Regions from separate parts of the Homo sapiens genome. Here region 2 is linked to region 1. Evidence: read pairs that join two places in POLR2A ChIA-PET (ENCODE). Cell type or tissue: B cell. All regions are shown on one strand. Each heading gives the region's core, and the rest is flanking DNA. Links, peaks and the distances in the headings are about the cores only. Region 1 has its middle 56 kb from the start of DLEU7-AS1. Region 2 overlaps DLEU1 (deleted in lymphocytic leukemia 1).

Region 1 (4,403 bases), core at 327-4,326:
CAACACAATAATAGTGGGGGACTTCAATACTCCACTGATAGCACTAGACAGGTCGTCAAGACAGAAACTCAACAAGGAAACAATGGATTTAAACTACCTTGGAACAAATGGACTTAACAGATATATACAGAACATTTCATCCAATAATCGCAAATACACATTCTATTTAACAGCATATGGAACCTTCTTTAAGATAGACCATATGATAGGCCATAAAATAAGCTGGAATAAATTTAAGAAAATTGAAATTATATCAAGCACTCTCTCAGACCACAGTGGGAAAAAACTGGAAATCAACTCCAAAAGGAACCTTCAAAACCATGCAAATACATGGAAATTAAATAACCTGCTCCTGAATGAGCACTTGGTCAAAAAACGAAATCAAGATGGAAATTAAAAAATTCTTCAAACTGAACGACAATAATGACACTGAGAGGTGACAGTGTGCTGGCAGCCCTTGCAGCCCTCGCTCGCTCTTGGCACCTCTGCCTGGGCTCCCACTTTGGCGGCACTTGAGGAGCCTTTCAGCCTACCGCTGCACTGTGGGAGCCCCTTTCTGGGATGGTCAAGGCCTGAGCTGGCTCCCTCAGCTTGCAGGGAGGTGTGGAGGGAGAAGCCTGAGTGGGAACTGGGGCTGCGCACGGTGCTTGCGGGCCAGTGCGAGTTCCGGGTGGGCGTGGGCTCGGGGGACTCCACTCAGAGCAGCTGGCCTGCCCTGCTGGCCCCGGGCAATGAGGGGCTTAGCAACCGGGCCAGCGGCTGTGGAGGATGTACTGGGTCCCCCAGCAGAGCCGGCCCACCAGTGCTGTGCTCAATTTCTTGCCAGGCCTTAGCTGCCTTCCCACGGGGCAGGGCTCGGGGCCTGCAGCCCGCCATGCCTGAGCCTCCCACCCCCTCCGTGTGCTCCTGTGCAGCCCGAGCCTCCCCAACGAGCGCCGCCCCCTGCTCCAGGGCGCCCAGTCCCATTGACCACGCAAGGGCTGAGGAGTGCAGGTGCATGGCGTGGGACTGGCAGGCAGCTCCACCTGCAGCCCTGGTGCGGGATCCACTGGGTGAATCCAGCTGGGCTCCTGAGTCTGGTGGGGATGTGGAGAACCTTTATGTCTAGCTAAGGGATTGTAAATACACCAATCGGCACTCTGTATCTAGCTCAAGGTTTGTAAACACACCAATCAGCACTCTGTCTAGCTCAGGGTTTGTGAATGCACCAATCGACACTCTGTATCTAGGTACTGTGGTGGGGACTTGGAGAAACTTTGTGTCAACACTCTTTATGTAGCTAATCTGGTGGGGACGAGGAGAACCTTTGTGTCTAGCTCAGGGATTGTAAAGGCACCAATCAGTGCCCTGTCAAAACAGACCCCTTGGCTCTACCAATCAGCAGGATGTGGGTGGGGCCAGATAAGAGAATAAAAGCAGGCTGCCTGAGCCAGCAGTGGCAACCCGCTTGGGTCCCCTTCCACACTGTGGAAGCTTTGTTCTTTCACTCTTTGCAATAAATCTTGTTGCTGCTCACTCTTTGGGTCCACACTGCCTTTATGAGCTATAACACTCACCACGAAGGTCTGCAGCTTCACTCCTGAAGCCAGCGAGACCACGAACCCACTGGCAGGAATGAACAACTCCAGACGCGCCGCCTTAAGAGCTGTAACACTCACCGTGAAGGTCGGCAGCTTCACTCCTGAGCCAGCGAGACCACGAACCCCACCAGAAGGAAGAAACTCTGAACACATCCGAACATCAGAAGGAACAAACTCTGGACACGCCGCCTTTAAGAACTGTAACACTCACCGCGAGGGTCCACGGCTTCATTCTTGAAGTCAGTGAGACCAAGAACCCACCAATTCCGGACACAACACAACCTATCAAAACCTCTGGGATACAGCAAAGGTGGTGCTAAGTGGAAAGTTCATAGCCCTAAACGCCTACATCAAAAAGACTAAAAAAGGCCTGGCACGGTGGCTCACACCTGAAATCCCAGCACTTTGGGAGGCCGAGATGGGTGGATCACGAGGTCAGGAGATTGAGACCATCCTGGCTAACATGGTGAAACCCCGTCTCTACTAAAAATACAAAAAATTAGCCAGGAGTAGTGGTGGGCGCCTGTAGTCCCAGCTACTAGGGAGGCTGAGGCAGGAGAATGGCCTGAACCTGGGAGGCAGAGCTTGCAATGAGCCGAGATTGTGCCACTGCACTCCAGCCTGGGCAAAAGAGCAAGACTCCATCTCAAAAAAAAAAAAAAAAAGACTGAAAGAGCACAAACTGACACAAAGTCACACCTCAAGGAACTAGAGAAACAAGAACAAACCAAACCAAAATGCAGCAGAAGAAAGGAAGTAACCAAGATCAGAGCAGAACTAAATGAAATTGAAACAACAACAAAAAAAAATACAAAAGATAAATGAAACAAAAAGCTGGTTCTTTGAAAAGATAAATAAAATTGATAGACCATTACCAAGGTTAACCAAGAAAAGAAGAGAGAAAATCCACATAACCTCAGTAAGAAACGAAATGGGAGATATTATAACTGACATCGCTGAAATACAAAAAATCATTCAAGGCTACTATGAACACCTTTATGCATATAAACTAGCAAACCTAGAAGTGATGGATAAACTTCTGGAAAAATAGAGCCCTCCTAGCTTAATTCAGGAGGAATTAGTTACTGTGAACAGACCAATAACAAGCAGTGAGATTCAAACAGTAATTTAAAAATTACCAACAAAGAAAGTCCAGGACCAGGCGGATTCATAGCAGAATTCTACCAGACATTCAAAGAAGAATTGGTACCAATCCTTTTGATGACACTATTCCACAAGATAGAGAAAGAGGGAACCCTCTCTAATTCATTCTATGAGGCCAGCATCACCCTAATACCAAAACCAGGAAAGGACATAACCAAAAAAGAAAACTACAGACTGATACGCCTGATGAACATAGATGCTAAAATCCTTAGCAAAATACTAGCTAACTGAATCCAACAACATATCAAAAAGATAATCCACCACGATCAAGTGGGTTTCATACCAGGGATGCAGGGATGGTTTAACATATGAAAGTCAATAAATATGATACACCACATAAACAGAATTAAAAACAAAAATCACGTGATATCTCAATAGACGTGGAAAAAGCTTTTGGCAAAATCCAGCATCCCTTTGTGATTAAAGCTCTCAGCAAAATTGGCATAGAAGGGACATACCTCAATGTAATACTGTCTATGACAAACCCACAGCCAACGTAATACTGAATGGGGAAAAGTTGAAAGCATTCCCTCTGAGAGCTGAGCAAGAGTAGGATGCCCACTCTCACCACTTCTCTTCAATATGGTACTGAAAGTCCTAGCCAGAGCAATCAGACAAGAGAAAGAAGTAAAGGGCATCTAAATCAGTAAAGAGGAAGTCAGACTGTCCTGTTTGCTGATGATACGATTGTTTACCTCGAAAACCCTAAAGACTCCTCCAGAAAGCTCCTAGAACTGATAATTCAGCAAAGTTTCTGGATACAAGGTTAATATACACAAATCTGTAGCTCTTCTATACACCACAGTTACCAAGAAGAGAATCAAATCAAGAACTCAACCCCTTTTACGATAGCTGCAAACAAACAAACAAACAAACAAAAAACATAGGAATATACCTAACCAAGGAGGTGAAAGACCGCTACAAGGAAAACTACAAAATGCTTTTGAAAGAAATCATAGATAACACAAATGAGAACACATCCCATGCTCATGAATGGGTTGAATCAATATTGTGAAAATGACCATACTGCCAAAAGCAATCTACAAATTCAACACAATCTCCACCAAAATATCACCATCATTCTTCACCGAATTAGAAAAAAAAATTCTAAAATTCATATGGAACCAAAAAAGAGCCCGCATAGCCAAAGCAAGACTAAGCAAAAGGAACATATCTGGAGGCATCACACTACCTGATTTCAAACTATACTATAAGGCTATAGTCACCAAAACAGCATGGTACTGGCATAAAAATAGGCACATAGACCAATGGAATAGAATAGAGAACCTAGAAATAAATCCAAGTACTTATAGCCAATTGATCTTCAACAAAGCAAACAAAAACATAAAATGGGGAAAAGATACTCTTTTCAACAAATGGGGCTGGGATAATTGGCTAGCCACATATAGGAGAATGAAACTGGTTCCTCATCTCTCACATTATACAAAAATCAACTCAAGATGGATTAAGGACTTAAATCTAAGACCTGAAACTATAAAAATTCTAGAAGATAACACTGAAAAAACCCTTTTAGACATTGGCTTAGGCAAGCATTTCATGACCAAGAACCCAAAAGCAAATGCAATAAAAACAAAGATAAATAGTTGGGACTTAATTAAACTAAAGAGCTTTTGCATGGCAAAAGGAACAGTCAGAGTA
Region 2 (4,403 bases), core at 174-4,173, 270 kb after region 1:
CTTCACTATGTTTTTTCTGTTACTTATACAGTGTCATTGCTTACATTTAAATCTCTAATATATTTAAAGTTTATTTTGATGTGCAGTGTGAGGAATGGATCCAATTTTATCTTTGCAAAAGGTCATCCAGTTTTCCCAAAAACACTTTTCAAAAGTCCATCTCCTTTCTCCAGTAATTTGCATATGTAATTGAATCCATTTCTGGATTTTCTATCTTGATCCATTGGTCTGTTTATTCGTGTATGCAAACCATACTTTTTAAATTATAAGGCTTTATAATGTTTGCATTATCAATTTCCATTAGTATATTCTCCATTTTTGTTCTTTACCTGGCTATTCTTTCTTGTTTCTTATTCCAAATAAACTTTTTAGTCAACCTGTCTACTTGATTATAAAAAAAAATGGAATTTTTACTGGGATTGCATTACATTTATAAATTAATTTAAAGAGGATTGACAACTTTATTATGTTGAATTTTCCGATCCAAGAAGTATGCCTTTTCATGTGTTCAAGTTTGCTTTTGCAAACTAACACTTATTTTTCAGTAGAATATTCATGAATTCTCAAGGGAAGAATATTTTGAGTTTTTTTGCATAGTTATTACAGTTTATCTCTAACCTTTATAATGAAATAAGTTTGTCAGTTTGACAAGGTATGATATCTTTGACTGTTTCAACTCCTGACTTTGTTAAATGCATTATTGTATGGTCTGCTGCAGTAAAGTTGAAAAGTCTTATGTAATCTGATTCCCTTTCCTTTATCAGTGACTTCATTTTTTTGCCTGGTTGACCAAAGGATTGTTTCCTTTTCTTTAAAGTTCATAGTTTTAGTGAAAATATCTCTTGAGTCTTTTTTCCCAGGTTTGCAGTACTATCTTTCAATAGTTTCAAGTCAGGACATTTTTTTGTGAATCATAATTTCAAATACTTGTTCTATACCATGGCTTTGGTTCCTTTTTGGGGGACTCCCAATACACATGTGTTAATGTCCCTGCCTATTTTTATAGCTGTCACCTTCTCTTCCATCCTTTTAGTGTCTTCATTCACTTTATTTTTAAAAGTTTTTTCTTTGTTCTTTCTTCTATTTCTCTGAAGGTATCAATTTGCTCTTGGGTTTCCTCTAATTTAGAATTCAACACTGAACTTGATTTTTTTTTATTTTAAAATTATTTCCTAAGTTCTGCCATCTTTCTAAATCGTATTTTTCTCCAATCACCTCATTTATGACTTTTTCTAATTCTTATTCGTGTTGTTCTTTCATATCTATTATTTGCTTCTCAACTTCTTTTGGCCTGTTTTGAAATATTAGGTTGCAGTTTTTATTTGCCTTGTGGACTTATCTTTCTGGTGTGCCTTCATTGTAGGGACATTATTTTATTCATTTTCTCTTTTTGCTTATAATAACTTTACATGGTATTTTTAACTGTAATCCTTTTCTGTTGCTCATGTTAGGGTAAAATGAATATTCTTACACTTTTACAATGGTAGCAAGGACCTAACTTTATACTGGAAACACCTGCATCTGTTTGTTTTTTTAATGAAGGATTCAAAAACATGGCTTCATGCTCTCTGAGATCTGCTTTCTCTTCTCCTATACCTCATTCTTGGCTGGATTTTCTCTTTCCTTTGCTCCTGTTGTTCTCCTCCTCCTCAATATGAGTTCTAAATGAAGTCTCTCCTCAGTGCAGAGCTTTGTTCTGAAAGTGATCTGTAGTTGGTTAGTTTCAAGAGTTTCGACTCAGACAGCCACAGCATCATCAAACCTAATGATGGCCTCCTTGCAGTTACCTATGAATTGAGTCCTGTAAAGCGTCCTCAAAGAATCAGTTGTTCCTCTCAGAACACACCACAGAGCTTTCCAGTGAGTATCACTGATGATTTGGGGGTTCTCCACCACTCAAATCCATCGTAAGTCTCAGTTCCTTCTCTCTGCTTCTTGCAAAGTTTTAGTGATACCACACAAGTCTTTTTGCTATCAGAGTTTCATCCCCATATACACATGCATTAGGGTGTATGTTTTGTTGCTTTGTTGTAGATTTCATCTGTGCAGTTTTGGTTTTGCTACTCTGACTGTGTTCATTAGAGGATTCAGGAATAGTCGTAAGCTATAATGCCATTGTTGCCATCTTCCCAGAATTCTTATTTCCCTAATTTCTTAAGGAATAGAACTTGAAATAATTGTCATTTTCCTTCTATAAAGATTATATCTTATCATACATCTCTAGGACAGCCAAGGAATAATAAAAGCTTAGACGATAATAAACATTTAAATAAGACATGCTTTGCACCAGTACCTGCAAGAGCTGTGAGCTAATTTTCTAAATGTAATTTTTAACATTGTAGGTACTAAGACCTTCATGCTGTAAAGGTACAATGCATGCTACTGATACTAAATTCTTTAGTTCTCTGTATGCCCATTCTTTTTAATTGCTTTAGGTTTTCTCTAACTTTGCCAGCTCACCATTTTGTCATAGAATAGCAATTTCTTCTAGTATACAATGTGTGATAGTCTATTCAATCATTGGTAACAATTTTCCATCAATATAATAGATGGCCCAGATTCATTGTAGGATTAAATGAGTTCCTGTATATAATGTACTTAGAATAGTTAGTAGAAGTTATACCTCACATATGGTAAATACTACATAAACATTAGCTACTATGACTATGATTGTGTTTATCATTTGTATTGTTTTTACCAAGGGAATACATATTCTGTCCCTTTCCCATTTGACCTTCTATTATAGTTTTGATTAAGAGAGTGCATTATGTGTTACACAGAATATTACTTCTGTGGCCTATTAGGAGGCATTGCATTCCAAATGTGTTCTATTGTCAAAAAAAAAAAAAATAGAAAAACTCTAGATTAGAGGAAGGTAGGATTTCCGCAGTCCACTAGAGTTCTCAAACAGTGGATCTAAAGCACTTCTTCTCTGTCACCATGTTTATCCCACTTCTTCCTTTCTCCTCCTCCCCTGCCATGCTGCCCCAAGAATTATCAGCACTTGAAGTTTACTCTCAGATATAACACACCCAAGCATAGCATTCACCTCAGATGCAAATTCACACATAATGCTTTTTGCCTCAAAGGAAACAATGGATAGAAGGGACACAAAAGTAGATTTCTGGGTTGAGTTGTTTCTTAAAAAAATAGAATTTGGCTGGGCGTGGTGGCTCACGCCTATAATCCCAGCACTGTGGGAGGCCAAGGCAGGCGGATCGCCTGAGCTCAGGAGTTCGAGACCACTCTGGGCAACATGGTGAAATCCTGTCTCTAGTAAAATCCAAAAAAAAAAAAAAAAAAAAAAAAAAAAAATTAGCCAGGCATGGTGACATTTGCCTGTAGTTCCAGCTAATTGGGAGGCTGGGACATGAGAATCGCTTGATCCCTGGAGGCAGAGGTTACAGTGAGCCAAGATCGCACCACTGCACTCCAGCTTGGGCTACAGAGTAAGACTCCGTCTCAAAAAATAATAATAAAAATAAAAATAGAACTCACTTGTACCAATGTCTGTAATTTACTTCATATAATCAATGTACTATGATGTTTGACCAGTTAAAGCTTTAATTCTAAGGATGGTTAGCTGACATGATATCAAGAATGCATAGTTCATGGGTGGTCACCTATATTACATCAGAAAAGGCCATGCTCTGAAGTATGTATTACAAGTCCTTCAGATACCAGTACCTCAATCAACAAGCTTTGCTAATTAGCATCCTGAATGCTTTAAAAAAATGGGTTTTATTCATTAAACTAGTGACCAGCATGATGAATACTAAACTTGGCTTCAATGGTGACATTAGAAGTACCAAGACAGGGAAATGGGCCAAAACAGTTTAGAAGCACTCTTGAATGAATACAGTCGGAAAATCCAACAAATCCTGCACTTTGAATGATTAGGAATGATGCTTGATTTCAATCATTGGTTTAAGAGGAATTCTGATTTTATGGTGCCTATTGTAGGGTACAAAATCCTGACTCGAATATCACATCTGCTTGGAGTCAATCTTTCATATGAAATGTGGTTAGTATGCCAAAAAGAAAAGAGAGCTTAGACTTTATCAGACCTACAAACTATATGAACTATTTTGTACCCATTTGCTAATGAAAGGTAGTAAAATAAGTGCATGGGGGCAGAATCTCTTCTGAGATGTGTATTTTTACAGCTTAGTAGGATGTTTGTTGGGGAGTAGCTAATCCTAGCCACCTCAAATTTCTTTGGTAGCTACTGCTATCTACCAAAAAAAATAAACAAATAGGACTAAACACTAAGAGTTGTGCATTAATCGAAGTATCACTTTTGGAAATGGTTAATTGCCTGTCATTCAAGGAATTCAAGAAGACACCAAATATTGGCAGAGTTTTGATCACTAGAAGGGTATCAGCTGGACAGTTGCCAAAGT

What was found. Peaks named below come from ENCODE experiments on the same cell type or tissue, not always from the same donor. Only the 100,000 strongest peaks of a DNase experiment are listed, where the experiment ranks them.
Region 2: POLR2A ChIA-PET joins it to region 1 with 5 read pairs; 2 of 35 experiments call an interaction of 5 or more read pairs at or near these places.

The regions. Positions count from the first base shown.
Region 1 is chr13:50,749,895-50,754,297 of GRCh38, reverse strand. It overlaps a transcript of DLEU7 not described here. Among named protein-coding and RNA genes, the nearest start is that of DLEU7-AS1, 56 kb to the left of the region's middle. In B cell, for the core only: no CTCF peak of the experiment used is centred there; a DNase peak (open chromatin) is centred at 2,307; H3K4me3 peaks cover 538 bases; H3K27ac peaks cover 637 bases.
Region 2 is chr13:50,478,466-50,482,868 of GRCh38, reverse strand. The region is part of intron 4 of DLEU1 (deleted in lymphocytic leukemia 1); the gene reads right to left. Among named protein-coding and RNA genes, the nearest start is that of DLEU1-AS1, 47 kb to the left of the region's middle. In B cell, for the core only: no CTCF peak of the experiment used is centred there; no DNase peak of the experiment used is centred there.